2 separate regions of the Homo sapiens genome follow, and region 1 is linked to region 2. Evidence: chromatin loops called from intact Hi-C (ENCODE). Cell type or tissue: left ventricle myocardium inferior. All regions are shown on one strand. Each heading gives the region's core, and the rest is flanking DNA. Links, peaks and the distances in the headings are about the cores only.

Region 1 (8,208 bases), core at 1,509-6,508, 81 kb before region 2:
TGATTCCCCTAACCCAGGGGTTAGCTAACTACAGTCCCATGGGCCAAATCTGGTTCCTGCCTGTCTTGCCAAGTTGTATAGTTTTGACAGAGACCGTTTGACTAACAAAGCCTAAAATAGTTATGATCTGGCCCTTCAGAAAAAGTGTGCTGTCTGTAGGCCTAGACCAATGCCTCCACCATACAGATGGGGAAACTGAGGCCCAGGGGTGCAGGTGACCTGCTCAAGCTCTCACAATGACTTGGGAATGGATTTCAGAACTGTGAGTCCAGTGCTCTTGCCCAACATGGACCTTTCCCAGGGTTCTCCTCTGCCAGAACTTGCCCTTCTTTGGGCATGTGGATGACTGGAGCCCAGTGCCTGTCAGATTCCAGCAGGTGTCAGCCTCCTCTCTGGAAAACCTGTTAGCAGGGGCTGCAAGCAGACACTGGAGGTTCAAGCAGATGCTGGATCACTTCTCAGTGAGTATCTGCTGTGCCTGACATAGTGCCTGCTGAATAAGTGAATGGGTAATGGGATGAATAAATGATGTAGTCCAGGTGGTTTGAGGGACCTGCGCTGACATGGGCTGACCAGCCTTTAGAGAACACAGGAAGTCTCAAGCTGGTGCAGTGGAGAGGATCACAGAGACAGTCCCAGCATTCAAATCTCTGGCCTGAGGCTATTATGGGGGCATAACCCCCAACTCACCACCTCCCAGGAGGCCACAGGAAAACTTGGAGTTTGCAGAAGCAGCTGAGCTGGTGAAGTCCACTGGCAACTCTCAGAGAGGTGGGGAGGGACTGTGGGGCCTTTAATGATGACTAATTTACAGCCTATTAATGCGGTGGTAATTAAGAATATTCATTTTATTAAAAGCCGTTTACTGTAATAGTGCATGCAAATCTGGAGAGTGGCATTGTGCTCACGTACCAATCAACATAGGTCTATTGTGGCTCTGTGGATGGCAGGTCGCTGCGTCACTAATTGTTAAGAGTTTAGGGTCTAATTTTAAACCCTTTTAATTCCATTTGAAATAATTGCCCTAATGAAATTCAAAGTACTCAGAGGCAGCCATGGAAAAAGTGGATGGTGCCCCCGCCTCGAGCCCCCAGGGAGCTGGGCTTTGAGAGCCGTGGCAGGGGCTGAGCTTGTCCTGGGGCTACGCTGGCTGCTCTCTTCCCATAAGAGGAAGCCAGCCCCAGTGAAGGGTGGGAAGCTTCCTCCAGGGCCAGGCCCCTGTCTGCAGTGCTAACAGCAGCTGAGGCTGAGGAGGAGTCAGTCTGGGTGGAGAGGGACCACAGGAAGAGGATGCTGTCTAAGTCATTTCTGTAAGCCACACAGGGATAGAATCTACAGAGAGGAGAGGGGAGCCCCTGTCCAAAGACCAATGTTTTTAGCTCCAATGGCATTGTGGCCTTAATTGGCAGAGCAGCTGAACTCAGGGATCAATATAACAAAACTCTTTCTGATGGCTTCCTGCATGCCAGGTGCTCTCCCAAGCATTATCTCACTTAATCCTCACAGCCTCACAGCACCCTTAGAGGTGGATTGCATGATTTCTCCATTTTACCAATGAAGGAACTGAGGCTGAGAGAGGACCAGTATCTTTTCAAAAGTCAGACAGGTTAAGTGGCAGAGCCAGACTTGAGCCAAGGCTTTTCCATCTGTCTTCTCAGAGTTTATCTGTCCAGTCTACAACATTCTGTAGAGGTGGGTCTGAAGTCAGCCTTGAGCAACTCAGGTGCAATGCTCATTCCTTTATGCCAGTGGTTCTGAGCCTGACTGGAGACCACAATCACCTGGGAGGCTTTGTAAGAACAGATTCCTGAGCCTCACTCCAGATTCATGGAATCAGGATCTTTAGGGACTAGGGCCTGAGAATCATTATCTATTACATGCTGCCCATGTGATTCTGATGGGGCTAGTCCATGGATTGGCTTGGGAACTCTTGCCACAGGCTGGTCTCTATTTTTTGTCCCCAGTGCCATGTTATATTAGTTCATTCTCTTGCTGCTAATAAAGACATACCTGAGACTGCATAATTTATAAAGGAAAGAGGTTCAATTGACTCACAACTCCACATGGCTGGGGAAGCCTCACAATCATGGCAGAAGGTAAAGGAGGAGCAAAGGCACATTTTACATGGAGGCAGGCAGAAAAGCATGTACAGGGAAACTGCTCTTAATAAAACCATCAGATCTCATGAGATGTATTCACTATCACCAAAACAGCACGGGAAAAACCTGCTCCCATGATTTAATTACCTTCCACTGGGTCCCTCTCATGACACATGGGGATTATGGAAGCTACAATTCAAGATGAGATTTGGGTGGGGACACAGCCAAACCATATCATAAATCTAGTCCATGGCGTGTAAAAGGTGCTAAGAGCCTGTTGAATGCAGCTCATCATCAGAGGTCTACATCTTCTGCTGAGTGCTAGTGTAGCTTAATGAACAAAGTGTTCTGGAAGCAGAATCATGAGAAACTATCTTGAATGAAAGCAGAGGTGAGTCTATTGAAGCCACCAGAGAAATAACTTTTGCTCAAAGGGTAAGTAGGATCTTGGCAGGCGGGAGAGCAGAGGAAGAGCATAAGAGAGAAAGGGAACAGTAGCATGAGCAAAGACTCAGAAGCTTGAAAGTCTGGCATCTGGCACACAGACCCTAAGATGATCCCTATGATCCCTGCCTTCTGGTGTTCATGCCTGAGTGTGAGTGGGACCTGTGACTTGTTTCTGACCAATAAATTATGGCAAAGATGATATGCCACTTCTGTGATGACATTACTTTCCAAAGACTCCATCTTGCTAGCAGTCTTGCTCTCGCTCTCTCCCACTGGCTTTGAAAAGGCAAGCATCTGTGTTGTGCACTGTCTGTAAAGAGACCCACGTGGCAAAGAACTGTAGGTGGTTTGTAGGAGTTGAGAGCCTCAGCCCTTCAGCTTCAAGGAACTGATGTCTGCCAACAGACTGGGTGAGCCTTAGAGAGGACCCTTCCCTACTCCAACCTCAAGATGAGAATGCAGCACAGCCAACACCTTGGTTGCAGCCTGTTGAGACCTTGAGGCAGAGAACCCAGCTAAGCCAGGCCTGGACTCTTGACCTACAGAAACTGAGATAATAAACTATGCTTTTCTTGTTTGTTTTCTGTTTTTGTAGGGACAGGGTCTCACTATGTTACCCAGGCTGATCTCGAACTTCTGGGCTCAAGCAATCCTCCTACCTCGGCCTCCCAAAGTGCTGGGATTACAGATGTGAGCCACTGTGCCCAGCTGTATGTTGTTTGAAGTTGCTAAATTTGTGGCCATTTGTTACTTAGCAATAAAAAATGAATACAACATTTGGGCTCAGAAAATGTCCCCAGATGTGGTGTGTTGACATGCTAAAAGGAAGAAGCAGCCTCAGGGTTTCTCTTTGACCTTCTGCTGCCTCCCTGTCTCTCTGATTCTCTTTTTTTCCTCAAAGAACTAGGAGAGGGCTTTCTCTGGAAGTTCCCTTATCTGACTAAGAAAACTTCTTCCAAAATAAATGTAATTGTCTTAAAACTCTCTTCTTAGGGCTCTCATTAAATAACCAGGAAAGGTTAACCACCAGAGAAGAGAAGAGACTGGGAGTTGTCACCATGCTCAGACAGACTTTTCATCTATTTTTCTGAGGGCCATGCTGAGAGATTACCTGGGAGACTGTATCTGCATAATAAGACAACCTTTGTTCACAATGCAGCTCTTCCCCTCACCTTTCTGTAACTAGTCCACAAGCTATTATTTGTCCTTTAGTCTCATTCAGCATCCAAAGAGAATCATTTACAAACCATTGTCTGGTTTTCAGTTTCATTCCTTTACAACATCCTTCCATTTCCATCCCCTCAATGAAGAGGGTATATACACATCAACCATCTGGCCCTTTTCTAGAGTTTTCATATTTGTGCATATGACTTTTGTGCCTATGTATGCATGTAATACATTTGTTATACTTTCTCTTATTAACCTGCCTTTTGTTACAGGGGTGTCAGTCATGATTCTTTATGATAAGAAGGCAAAAAAATCACTGCCTTTCTTTCCCTACAAGCATCTACAAAGAATGGCAAGAAAAGCAGAGTAGCTAGGATGGTCTTCAATCTTTTTGCTTATCTAACACATCTCTCATCAGAAACTGTGGCTGTTGATAGCAATATAGAAAGTTAGGCTGCAAAGAGAGATAGGGCCTTCAACATGAGCGGCCTTACGAATCATGTAAATAAGCATGGGCTTTCTCCCACAAGATATAAGAGGGATGGAGTTTCAGGATGGGGTGACATGGTTAGATCTGTATTAAAGAAAGATTACTTTGGTGCCCCAGAGCCTAGGATGGGTTAGAGGCAGGGAGACCTGGCAGGCCATTGCAATAAATAGTTCAGGCAAGAGATAGTAAAAGCTTGAACCAAGGGAGAAGCATTGAAGATAAAGAGAAAGGTAACTTGCATTTTGGAGGAAAAGGGGGACCACTGAATAAGATCATATTTCTTCCACTCTCAAAGATTTTCAGGAAAAAAAATATTCTCGCTAATGCCCTCCTTGTGTCCAATACTCTAACAAGGCTGACTTCATTGACTTGGTTTCAAAGATCACCTTATTAGTGATATTGTTATGAAGTGTTTGGGGGTTTCCTTCTTCCCACAAGCACATTGCATGGTATTCTTGCTTTCTTGGGGGCAGCTGTGACTGTTTTCGTTTTATAGAGTCCCAGAGAATGAGGTGAAATCACTCCCATAACATCTTTCTGATCAAATGCCACTTATTATGTCATCTGTCACCTCCCAAGGGATTTAGCATTTCTCCTCTTCTGCAGAGAAGCTATTTAGACCTTAATAAGATCTTGCAGAATGAGTGGTGAGTGCAAAGGCAGAAATCTTGACCCTTCACCATCCATCCATTCTTTCAACATTTTTGACACTAGGTATAAGGAATACCAGAGTTAAGTAAGAAATAACCTTATCCTCAAGGCATTCACAATCTACTGAGAAAGACAGATGAGTAAAGGAAAAATTGCAGCAAAGATTCCTATATTAGAGGCTTAGATTGAATGGTCTGGGATTCCTGAGAAAAAGACTGATATATCGCTCAAGTTGAGAGATTGTCCAAGCAGAGGGTTCAGCTAATGCAAATGCATAGGGACATGAAAAGACACAATACCTCTGGAAATAAACAAACATAGCACAGGATTCAAAGGAGGAAGGGAAGGAGAGTAGTGGGCCTGAGGTAGGAGAACTCAGCATGGTCCAGATCATATAGGGCATTGTGTGTCTAAGAGGCTTGGACCATATTTTGTAGGCAGGGAGACTCACTAAAGAAGAGTAAGCGGGGGAGAAACATGGTCATAGTTTCATCCTAAAAAGTTTATTTTTGTGTGTTGTGATCTTACCTTACTAACTGGGTACTGCTTTGGGTGCTCCTTCTCAGTGAATGAGGCCAAAACTATGAGAGTAATCCAAAACATACTTCTTCCTCCAATCACCAGGCCCTGTCTATGTTACCTCCTTGATATCTCTTAACGTTGTTCACTTCTCTTCCATTCCACTGATGAAGTCTAATTTGTTAGCTTTTATGATTAGTGCTTTCCCCTCTCCTGCTTTGTTGAGGTATAGTTGACAAGTAAAATGATTTGTGTTTTTTATATGCTAAAAAATATTTGCTTACTCCAGTGTTACAAAGATTCTCTCCTGTTTTCTTCTAGATGCTTTATAATTTTAGCTATTACATTTAGATCTATTATTCATTCAAATTAATTTTTGTGCATGGTGTTAGGTAGGAGTTGAAGTTCATCTTTTATCACGTTTATTCTAGCACCATTTGTTGAGAAGACTTTCATTTCCATATTGAATTGCCTTGGTGCTTTTGGTAAAATTCAAATAACTGTATATGTATAGGTATATCTTTCGACTCTATTCTCTTCCATTGACCTAATTGTCTATCCTTATCACCACCCTACACTATCTTGATTACTCTAGTTTTTCAAGCTTTTTATGTCTTAAAATAAGGTAATAACCTCCAACTATGTTCTTTATTTTGATATTATTTGGGCTATTCTAAATCCTTTGCAATATCATACATATATAGTAGAAACAACTTGTCAATTTCATTTTAAAAATCAGCCTATTGAACTTATTATTGGGATTGCATAGTATCTATAGATATTTGGGGGAAAATGGATATTGTAACATTGTAACATTGAGACTTCTAATCCATAAACATGGTACATTTTTTCATTTATTTAGGTCTTCTTTAATTTCTTTAATATTTTGTGATTTTTAAATGTAAAGGTCTTGTACATATTACATTAAATTTATTCCTGAATATTTTATACTTTTATGCTATTATGAATGAAATTTTCTAATTGTTTATCACAAGTAGATACAAATAAAATTGCTTTGTGTATATGGACCTCACATACTAGTGATCTTGCTAAATTAATGCATTAGTTTGCATAGTCTTAAGATTTTATTTCTTAAAACGTTTCTACATAAATAGTCATATCATTGCTGAATAAAGGCAGCTTTAATTCTTTTCCAATATTTATTTCTTTTTCTTCCTTATCGTACTGGCTACAATTTCCAGTGCAATGTTGCATAGAAGTGGTGAGAGCAAACATCTTCGCCTTGTTCTCAGCATGAAGTGGAAAGTGTTCAGTATTTCACCTACTAAATAGGATGTTCACTGTAGGTTGGAGTAGTTGCTGTTGTCATTACTGTTGGTGTTGTTTATGCACCAACAGGACCAGTCGGCTCTTATGTACCAGTCTGCTCTTCATCAGTCTGAGGAAGTTTTCTGTGAGCTGAATGTATGCTGAGTTTCTCAAATGATTTTTCTCCCTTATTTTCGCAATGTGGTAAATTACATTGATTTTCAAATGTTAAATCAACCTTGCATTCCTGGGATAAAACTCACTTGGTTATGATGCAGTATCTTTTTACATATTTCCAGATTCGATTTATAATATTTCATTAAGGATTTTTGAACCCATATCTAGGAAAAATATTAGTATACGACTCTTTTTAATTGTCTGGTTTTGGTATTGAGTTTTGCTGGCTTTATAAAAATTAGTTGGGGGTTGTTTTATCTCTCACTATTTTCTGAAAGAATTTGTGTGAGATTGAGGTTATTTATCTGTAAGTTTAATAGAACTTACCAGTGAAATATTTTTTACGGAAAAGTTTTTTATTACAAATTCAAATTTGTAATCCAGTATTCTAATCCAATATTGTATATAACCCAGGCTTAATCCAATATTCTATTTCTTCTTGTGTCAGTTTTGGAAAGTTGTGTTTGCATGTGTGTGTTTTTAAGGAATTTGTCAATTTCATCTGAGTTGTCAAATTTATTGGCAAAATATTGCCTTATTTTTATTTCAATATCTGTAACATCTGTGATTTCTCTTTTATCCTTAATAGCGTGTGTTCTCTCTCTCTCTCTCTCATCAGTCTTGCCAGGGGTTTTTCAATCTTTTCAAAGAACGAAATTTTGTTAATTCTCTCTCTTCTTTGCCTTTTTCTTTCATTTATTTCTGCTCTTGTCTTTACTATTTCCTTTCTTTTACTTAATTTTCTTTTCTTTTTCTAGCATATTAAGGCAGACACTTAGATAAGTTATTTTAAAATCTTTCTTCTTTTCCAACATGAACATTTAAATATACACACACATACACATATAAATTTCCCTCTCAACACTGCTTTGATTATATCCCACAGGTTTTTATATGTTGTATATTCATTATCATTCATTTCAAGATATTTTACATTTTCCTTTGTGATTTCTTCTTTGATGCATTGGTTATTTAGATGTGCATTCTTCAATTTCTAATTATTTGGAACATTTCCAGATATTTTTGTGTTAATTGATTTTTTAATTTAAATCCACTGTTGTCAGAGAACATACTCTGTAAGTTTCTAATCTTTTGAAATTTTCTGAAACTTATGGTTCAAAATATGGCCTGTCTTGGTGAGCATTCCGTATACACTTGAAAAGGATGTATATCTTGCAGGCATTGAGGTATAGTGTTCTATAAATGTGAATTAGGTAAAGTTGATCTATAGTGTTGTTCAAATTTTCTGTATCTTTACTGATTCTTTTTGCCTAGTTGTCCCATTAATTGCTGAGAGGGTGATGTTGAAATGGCCAACTATGATAGCCAATGTTTGTTTCATTTCTTTTAAGGATCCATTAATAGACACACACACATTTACAACAGTCA
Region 2 (8,208 bases), core at 1,094-6,093:
CCAAAAGGCAAATTCCAATGATAGATAACACATTGTCCTAAGAATGGTATTTTCCTCTGGTGACTACAATTTTCTCTCCAGGTCACATTCATTGCACTTGGTATCTTTATCCTTACTGATGAGCCTTCTAAGGTCTCAGGCAAAAAGGCTTTTAGCAAGAGAAAGCTTACCGTCTCACAAGACATGTCCAGCCATATCCCAACCCCTGCAATGGACACAGCTTGAATTATCTCCTAAGAGACCCTTTAGCCTCTGTTCACATAGATCTGGAATCTGAACAGAAACACCCAGCCTAAACCTGGGATTCCTTCTCCATGAAACAAGACTCTATTTTCTTGTTTAATTCTTTATTGTCCCAAATTATATTTGCCTGATTGACACTGTGGGCCTTGATTTCCTTTCTGTTTGCATTAATTTGCCTCATGCACTTTTGCCTATCCCTTTGCTTCTTATTCTTTTTTCCCAACTTTGTTTTAGTTGATTATCTTGTAAATAGAATATAGTTGAATATCATTTTAAATCCAGTCTGAGAGTCTTTATGTTTTAATAGAGGAATTTAGTACATTTATACACATTGTAATAACTAGTTATTTTGTTTTTTCCCTCCTGTCATCTTGTCATTAGCTGTGCTGTTTTTTTTTTTAACTATTGGTAAATGGTTTCTATTTTCTTTGAATTTATCTTCTTTAATGTATTAGAAGATAAATGGTGGCTCTAATTCCACTATTAGCAACCTCAACAGTTTTCAAAAATAGTTTTCAATTTACATTCCTCTAATTATCAGAATTGAGTATGGATTGGAATCTTTTGAGATCATTTTATATTAGATGAGTAGTTAGGCACACTTTTACTTTCTTTTTCCAACTTCATTCTTCATGGTTGTTTTAAAGAAACTAAGGTTTCAGAAAGATTATTTTATTATACTATCCTTATTTTACATCATGTAAAATTTTCTCCAAAATAAATGTTAGAAATTTGGATAATACCTAGACATTTAAGAATTATTTATATTTATCTTCATTGTTCAGTTGCATTGTTCTCCTCTCAACCTTTTATGCCGTGATTTTTCCATTTTTGAACCTTTCATTTCTTTCATGTCTGCCTCTTCTGTGGAAGGTGTTCAAGTGCCTTTTGCTTAGCAATTGTAGCAAAGATTGTTAGTTGTCTTCTCATTCTCTTCTTCCTTATTAACAGAGCCCTGATTTCCTTGGGATAGAATAAGCACTACGAAAAACAAAAACAAAAACAAAACAACCACATTTCTCACTTTCCTTTGTGGATAGGGTGGCCAATACAATAAAAGCAAAGGTTTTAGGCAAGGCTTGTAGAAAAGCTCTTCGAAGCCACCAACCACCAACTTAATTGAAAAGTACATTCTTTTTATCTTTTTCCCCTTCCTCTTTTTTCCTTCCTGGAATGGGGGCATAATGGCTGCAGCTCTGGCAACCATCCTGTGACCATGAGTGAGTTGACTTTGAGGATGAAAGCCACAATAAGGGGGGTGGAATGGAAAGATGGAAGACGCCTGGGTCCCTGATGACCCTGTCATGCTACTACTTTACTTATTGCTAAATTTCATGTTACATGAAAGAAAAATAAGCCTCCGTATTTCTTTTTCTTTTATTTTTTTTTTGACAGAGTCTTGCTCTGTTGCCCAGGCTGGAGTGCAGTGATGCGATCTTGGCTCACTGCAACCTCCACCTCCTGGGTTCAAGCAATTCTCTGCATCAGCCTCCCGAGTAGCTGGGATTACAGGTACCCACCATCACGCCTGGCTGATTTTTGTATTTTTAGTAGAGACAGGGTTTCACCATCTTGGCCAGGCTGGTCTTGAACTCCTGACCTTGTGATCCACCTGCCTCAGCCTCCAAAAGCACTGGGATTACAAGCGTGAGCCACCACGCCCAGCCAAGCCTCCATCTTTCTTAAGCTGCTCTGATTTCAGCCCTTGTTATTAGCAGTAAAACATAATTACTAGCTTTATAGCAAGGAATGGGGGGAGGACATTCCAGATTGAGAGAACAGCAAGAGCAAAACCATGGAGGTATGAAAATATGGTAAGGTCCGGGAATAACAAAATGTCCAGAGCAGCTGGAATCCAGGATATGTGGTAAGAGATAGAGAGGATGTCAAAAAAGTAGGTAGAAGGCAGTTCTCAAATATATTCCTTTCTAAAAAGTAGGATAAAATCCAAATCATTTTATCTGGGGTTCAAATCTTTTCACCACCTGATTCCCTACTTTTCCAGACTTATTAACTACTTCTCATATACCGATGGACACTGACTCATGGTGGTTCAACTTACAATTTTTTGACTTCATGATGATGTGATAGTGAAACGCATTTGGTAGAAACCATACTTTGAATCAAATTTGAATTTTGATCTTTCCCTGGGCTAGCAATATGTGGTACCATACTCTTGCTCGATGCTGGGCAATGGCAGTGAGCTGAAGCTCCCAGTCCAGTCACATCATTGCAAGGTTACAACAGATGTTCTACGATGTACTGTGTTGCCAGATGATTTTGCCCAACTGTAGGCTAATGTCAGTGTTCTGAGCACATTTCAGGTAGACTAGGTTAAGCTATGATGTGCAGTAGGTTAGTGTATTAAATGCATTTTTGACTTACAATAGTTTCAAGTAAAGATGGGTTTATTAGATGTAGCCCCAGGAATCCAGGAGCATCCGTACTTGGAATGCCAGACACATGGAATCACTTGGCATTGCTACAATTCATGAGTAGTTTCGACTTTGCGCCTTTGTACTTGCTTTTCCCTTTCCCCACCTCTCTGCCTGACTAACGGCTGCTTAGCACTTTAGACAAAGCCCAAGATTATCCCTGCCCCTTGGCTCTCCACTACCCCACACATCTGGTTTCTGTGTTTCTCTTGTGGCTTCCCACAGCTTTCTATTACTACTTCTGTAAGAGATCTTATATTCCACTCAGGGACTTATCTGCCTCTGCTCTGAGATCACAAGCTTCTAAAGGGTGAGAACTCTCTTACATTTAATTACTCTGCTCCGTAGTTAGCAGAATGCCTACTACATACCAAATGTGCAATAGGTAATTGTTCATCAGGTAAACAATTGAGTGAATAAATGGGATGAAAAGCTTTGAATGCCAGGTCAAGGAATTCCAGCTTCGTCCTGCAAGCTGTGGGAGGCAGCAGAATGAAATCACAGGCGTAAATGTGGCTGGAATTCTGCTCTCGTGGCCGGTATGAAAGAGAGACTGGGAAGCGGGGAAAGCCTGGAAGTGGGGAGACTTGTCAGGACACAGCTGGAGCAGCTCCCAACCAGGGTCCCTGCCCTGTCTTGAAATGGTTAAGGTGGCCGAGGCACACGCCTCTGCAGAGGAGAAATTTCCCTGTCCTTGCCTAAGTGAATGGCTGGGATTAAAGTGACAGCCCACCTTAGTGATGGCGGCGTAATTGGTTGTTCAGCTCTGTCCTTGTCAGAGCGCTGACAGTTCTGCAGATGCCCTGCTCAGCTCTCCAAAGGTTAGCCTCAGCTGGTGCGGCTGTTCATTAATCATTCCTCCCTGACAGGCCTTGGTGCAGCCCACAGCTGCCACGCCAGCCCCCACGGTCCCCACCCCACCCGGCCAGGCTAGAGGCAGTCTGAGCTCCTCAAGGGACTGGTCCCCACAGAGGGAGACACGCAGTCTGTGCGCCTCCACCACACTGCTGCCACTGCTGAATGAAGAACACTGATAAAAGAATTTCCCTGGGTTCTCTCTTCCTGGAACTAGGGTTTGAATCACCTTACAAGCTCTCCTGACATCCTTGACTTTATCTGCTGCTCTGTTCCACACTCACAGAAGCTTCTTACTGAGAGGAGGGCAACCCTAGCCCAAGAGTTCCAGAAAGACAAGAAGGCCAATGGATCTGGGGTACGTGTGCTGAGAAGACACAGGACCCGGCTTAGGGCCTGAATCCTGGGCAGAATGTGCATCACCTCCAAGCTGTGAATTCCACACGCTATAAAAGATGCTTATGAACCACTAGTTATGACTCAAAACAGGACAGGTGTATTTGTACATAAGTTGGTTTTATGTCAAGAATATTAGGGAAAGGATTATCCTTCTGGTCTTTGGGGCAGAATAAGCTGAAAGCAGGCTGGGGAATCTAATTCCCTTGGCTCAAAAGAGACCACTCCTCTCCTTTGCTCTCTCCCTTACTCACTTCTTTTCCCTTCCATCTTCAGCATGGTGGGTGGACTGAGCCAAGGATGGTGGATGGGATTCTAATCAAACCAGTGAGGTTGAAGGAAGGCTTGAGGGGTCCAGGCAAGTAGGGAGAAGAGAGGACAGGGAACCGGGCCTGGGTGGGGACACAGCAGAGGCTGTAGTGTGGGTCAGGAAGTATGGGCAGAGTGGAGGGTGAGGTTAGACTTGGGGTGATATGGTGGGGTTGATTAGAAAAATCCTTTGCCCAAAAGTCCTTGCCTAAGTAAATGGCTAGGATTAAAGTGACATAGACCAAGAGTGTAAAACGCCTTTCTGGGCTTTGGCTCTCAGGCTGCCCAATTCCTCAGGACCTCCTCCCGCTGTCTTTTCTCGTTCCTTTTCATTTTCTTTGATTTTTCATCCCCTAATTTGGCCATTTGGCTCCCCTTCTTCCATCTGCTACCTTGGTCTGCTACATCAAGTAGATCTGATCTTGCTCTCAACTAACCAGATCCAGAATTAGAAATTCCATTACAGTTCCCTGCCCAGCCTTCCTTCAAAAGCAAAAGCATGTTCCCAAGTCCCGGGTCTGGGCTCCAGGGCTGCCAGTTAGTATGTGCACAATGCAGGAGTCATCATTTCCCCCCATCGATTAGCTGTCCCCCAGCAAAGTTTCCAGAGGAGCAAACAAGGACGCTGGGAGATTAGCATTCAGCTAGTTTTTCAGACTCCAAGCCACAAACACCTGCATTTTCACATCCAAAGAACCCACACACAGTCAGTCGAGAAACCAAGAGAGTACAGGCTGAGCTCCCCCAAATTCACGCCCAGATAAATAAGATACCTTTCTCAAATGCTTCCTGATGACAATCAATATCTCCCACATGTACCTAGCAGCCTTTCACATACATCCTTCTGCTTAATATTTACAATAGTCTCTCATGGAAGATGAGATTATCCACATTTTCACTTGAGAAAACTGAGGCTGAGAAAGGATCAGTGCTCAAAATCATACAGGCCCCTTAATGCTCAGAGGCAAGTCCCTTGAGTTTACAAATCCTACATCCTTCCTTCTTATCACGCTGTCACTAAGGGGCTTGCTGCCGCTTTAAGCCAGGGCTTCTCAACAGCAGTACTCTTGGCATTTGGGGCCAAGGAATTCTTTGTTGTGGGCACTGCCCTGTGCCTTGTAGGATGTCTAGCAGCATCCTTGGCCTCTGCCTACCAGATGCCAGTAGCACCTCCTCCCCAAGTTGTGACATCAAAAATGTCTCCAGACATTGTCAAATGTCCCCTGGGGAAGGGGGACCAAAATCACCTCTAGCTGAGAACTGCTGTGTTATGCTCTTCCACTCTGTGTCACTCTTCACGTTACCTACCTGAGGCAAAGGGCTGTTTTCCATGCTTGAGACAGACCCTCCTCATACACGAGAAGTCAAGGACTATAGCAAGGTCAGATGCCTATGAAAAGACTGCTTGGCAATGATAATGAAGAATGAGAAGGGCATTTTGAGCAGAAATCCAGAAGACACATATTGTTGGGGAGGGGTATATATTGGGAAGTTGTTCCAAACTGCCATCTTTTAATCTATCCATCATTCTCTCCATCTTCTGATTCATTAATCCATCCATCATATGTCATTCTACTCATTTTACGTCCATTCCCTGGTGTAAGGTCTGTGCAAGGCACCAAATGGGAGAGAAAAGTCACCCATGGATCCTTCCCATGGGGCTGTGGAAGGCAGCTGGAGCCTCAGCTCAGCAGCAGTAGACTACGTAGCCTGAGCAAGCCTTTGGGCTTCAGTTTCCTAAAACTAAAAATAATATGTTCCTTGTAAAATCATAGTAGTGACTTAATGAGCTAATGTATGTGAAAAATGCTTTATATGCGATACCAATATTAGCTGTTATTATGGACAGAAGTTATGTTGGACAAGTACAAGGAGACCATCGTACTTATTTTTTTATTTTTTATTTTATTTATTTATTTGTTTATTTTGAGACAGAGTCTTGCTCTGTTGCCCAGGATGGAATGCAGTGGTGTGATCTCAGCTCACTGCAACCTCCACCTCCTAGTTTCAAGCAATTCTCCTGTTTCAGCCTCCCAAGTAGCTGGGACTACAGGCATGTGCCACCATGCCCAGCTAATTTTTGTATTTTTGGTAGAGACAGCGTTTCACCATGTTGGCCAGGCTGGTCTCGAACTCCTGACCTCCAGTGATCCCCCCGCTTTGGTCTCCCAAAGTGCTGGGATTACAGGCGTGAGCCACTGCGCCCGGCCTGAGACTGTAATATTTAAAGGATGCAATTAAAAATGGGCAAAAGATTTGACAAGGAATTTACAGAAAAATGCAAATGGCCAAGAAATATAAAAAGATGTTCAAATTCACCTGTATTTAAGAAAATGGAAATTAAAACACTAAAATGCCATTTGTCACCCAGCAGATAGTAAAAAAAAATGCAAAATATTTATATTTAGCATCTAAAAGCTGGTGAAGGTGTGAGGAAACAGGCATTCCTATACTTCACTGATGAGCTATATCCCCACATCCTATCTGGAAAGTAATCTGCTAGTAACTATAAGAATTAAGCATATTATATCCTTTGGCCCAGAAATCACACATTTGTGACTCTTTCCTACAGAAACTAAAACATCACTATAAAAAGATGTGTGTATGAAGATTACGGACCGGAAGACAACAGGGAAAGATTTGAATAAATGTATAGAACATTATGAAGCCATTTAAACGAAAGATATATGTGAATTGGCATGGAGGAATGCCCATAATATATTATTAAGTTAAGAAAGGTAATTGTGTATGTGCAATGAGAGCACATTTAAATATTAGTAGAAAACCCCTTTATGTATGAATATATAAATGAATATGTTAGTGTGAACACAAAGAAAGACATTGGAAGATGCAAACAAAACAAAACATTGCTTACACAAGGAGGTGCTGGGGAGAGGAGGACACTGGAGAAGAAGAATGGGGAAAACATCACCCTTTACCTTACATGCTTCTGCATTTTGATTTTGTAATGTGAAAGGATTACGGCTCATCATAAAGGAACAGGAGAAGGGATGTAGAAATTCCGAGCAGGAGATTCCTTCTCCATGGAGAAGGTGGCTGGGCAGGACTTGAAAGAATGAGTGGACTCAGGACCTCCCCACATTGAGGGCGGGAGAAATCAGTCCTGAGCCTCGAAATGAGAACTCCGCATTTTAGGCCATGGCTGAGCGTACACAAGTGCAGGGAAGCTGGGTGGGGAACACTCTCAGTCCCGGCTGGGCTGGGCTTAATCCCAGATAGAAAATGAATGATTGTCCAACGACCAGCCCTGGGGGCTATGGAGACAAGGACGAGCAAAGCCATGGTCATCCTGAACTTACTAAAGACCACGTAGTGAGTGGGTTTTAACTTCAGAATTCCTGGCCAGCTGAATTCTCCACCCAGCAGCCCTTCAGAGGGAGTCTTTTCTGCATCCCCCATTGATGCTGGAGGATAGGAGAAAAGAAAATCACAAAGCCAGTTGGAAAACCTTCCTACTTTGTCTTTAGTATTAAAGAAATGCAAAGGTGATGAATTAGGCAAATTGGTTGATGTCAAGTTGTATCCATCAGAATGATTCAGAGCCCAGAATGAGTAATAGTAATGGGGAATAGCTGTTACTAAGAGTAACCAAATTAGCATTATCGAAAAAGACAAAGGAAAAGCAGGCAGCCAGCAGGCACTCTGTCCCTGAGCCTGCCCCTCAGTTTCCACAGCCCAGCTTCTGCATGGAGCCCACCCTAACTGGGGGGCGGCTTCTTGCCTAAAGCATTCCCTGTGGACTTGGAGCTTTAACAAGATCAAAGAATATTCACATCCATTTTCTTATTTGATCACATTCTTAGCAGGCCAGTGACATTGGCTCCATTTCACAGCTAGGGATCCGAAGCTCAGAGAAGTGAAAAGGTCTGCCCAGTGTCATGGTCACATAGCTGGTAAGTAACAAAAACCTAGCTTTCAACTCAGGACTCGTGAATCTTAATCCAGGACT

What was found. A loop is a pair of places that touch in the nucleus more often than their neighbours do. Peaks named below come from ENCODE experiments on the same cell type or tissue, not always from the same donor. Only the 100,000 strongest peaks of a DNase experiment are listed, where the experiment ranks them.
Region 1: a loop joins it to region 2, with 2.6 times the contacts of the local background. A loop is called at or near these places in 2 of 110 quality-filtered maps.

The regions. Positions count from the first base shown.
Region 1 is chr1:38,360,636-38,368,843 of GRCh38, forward strand. All of the region lies in intron 2 of LOC105378657 (a long non-coding RNA gene), which reads right to left. Among named protein-coding and RNA genes, the nearest start is that of LINC01685, 110 kb to the right of the region's middle. RefSeq lists an enhancer at 1,136-1,654. In left ventricle myocardium inferior, for the core only: no CTCF peak of the experiment used is centred there; no DNase peak of the experiment used is centred there; H3K27me3 peaks cover 2,079 bases.
Region 2 is chr1:38,441,716-38,449,923 of GRCh38, forward strand. All of the region lies in intron 2 of LOC105378657 (a long non-coding RNA gene), which reads right to left. LOC107984943 (a long non-coding RNA gene) reads right to left here and starts at 1,224. Exons shown (of 3, transcript XR_001737993.2): 1 at 987-1,224. In left ventricle myocardium inferior, for the core only: no CTCF peak of the experiment used is centred there; no DNase peak of the experiment used is centred there; H3K27me3 peaks cover 4,726 bases.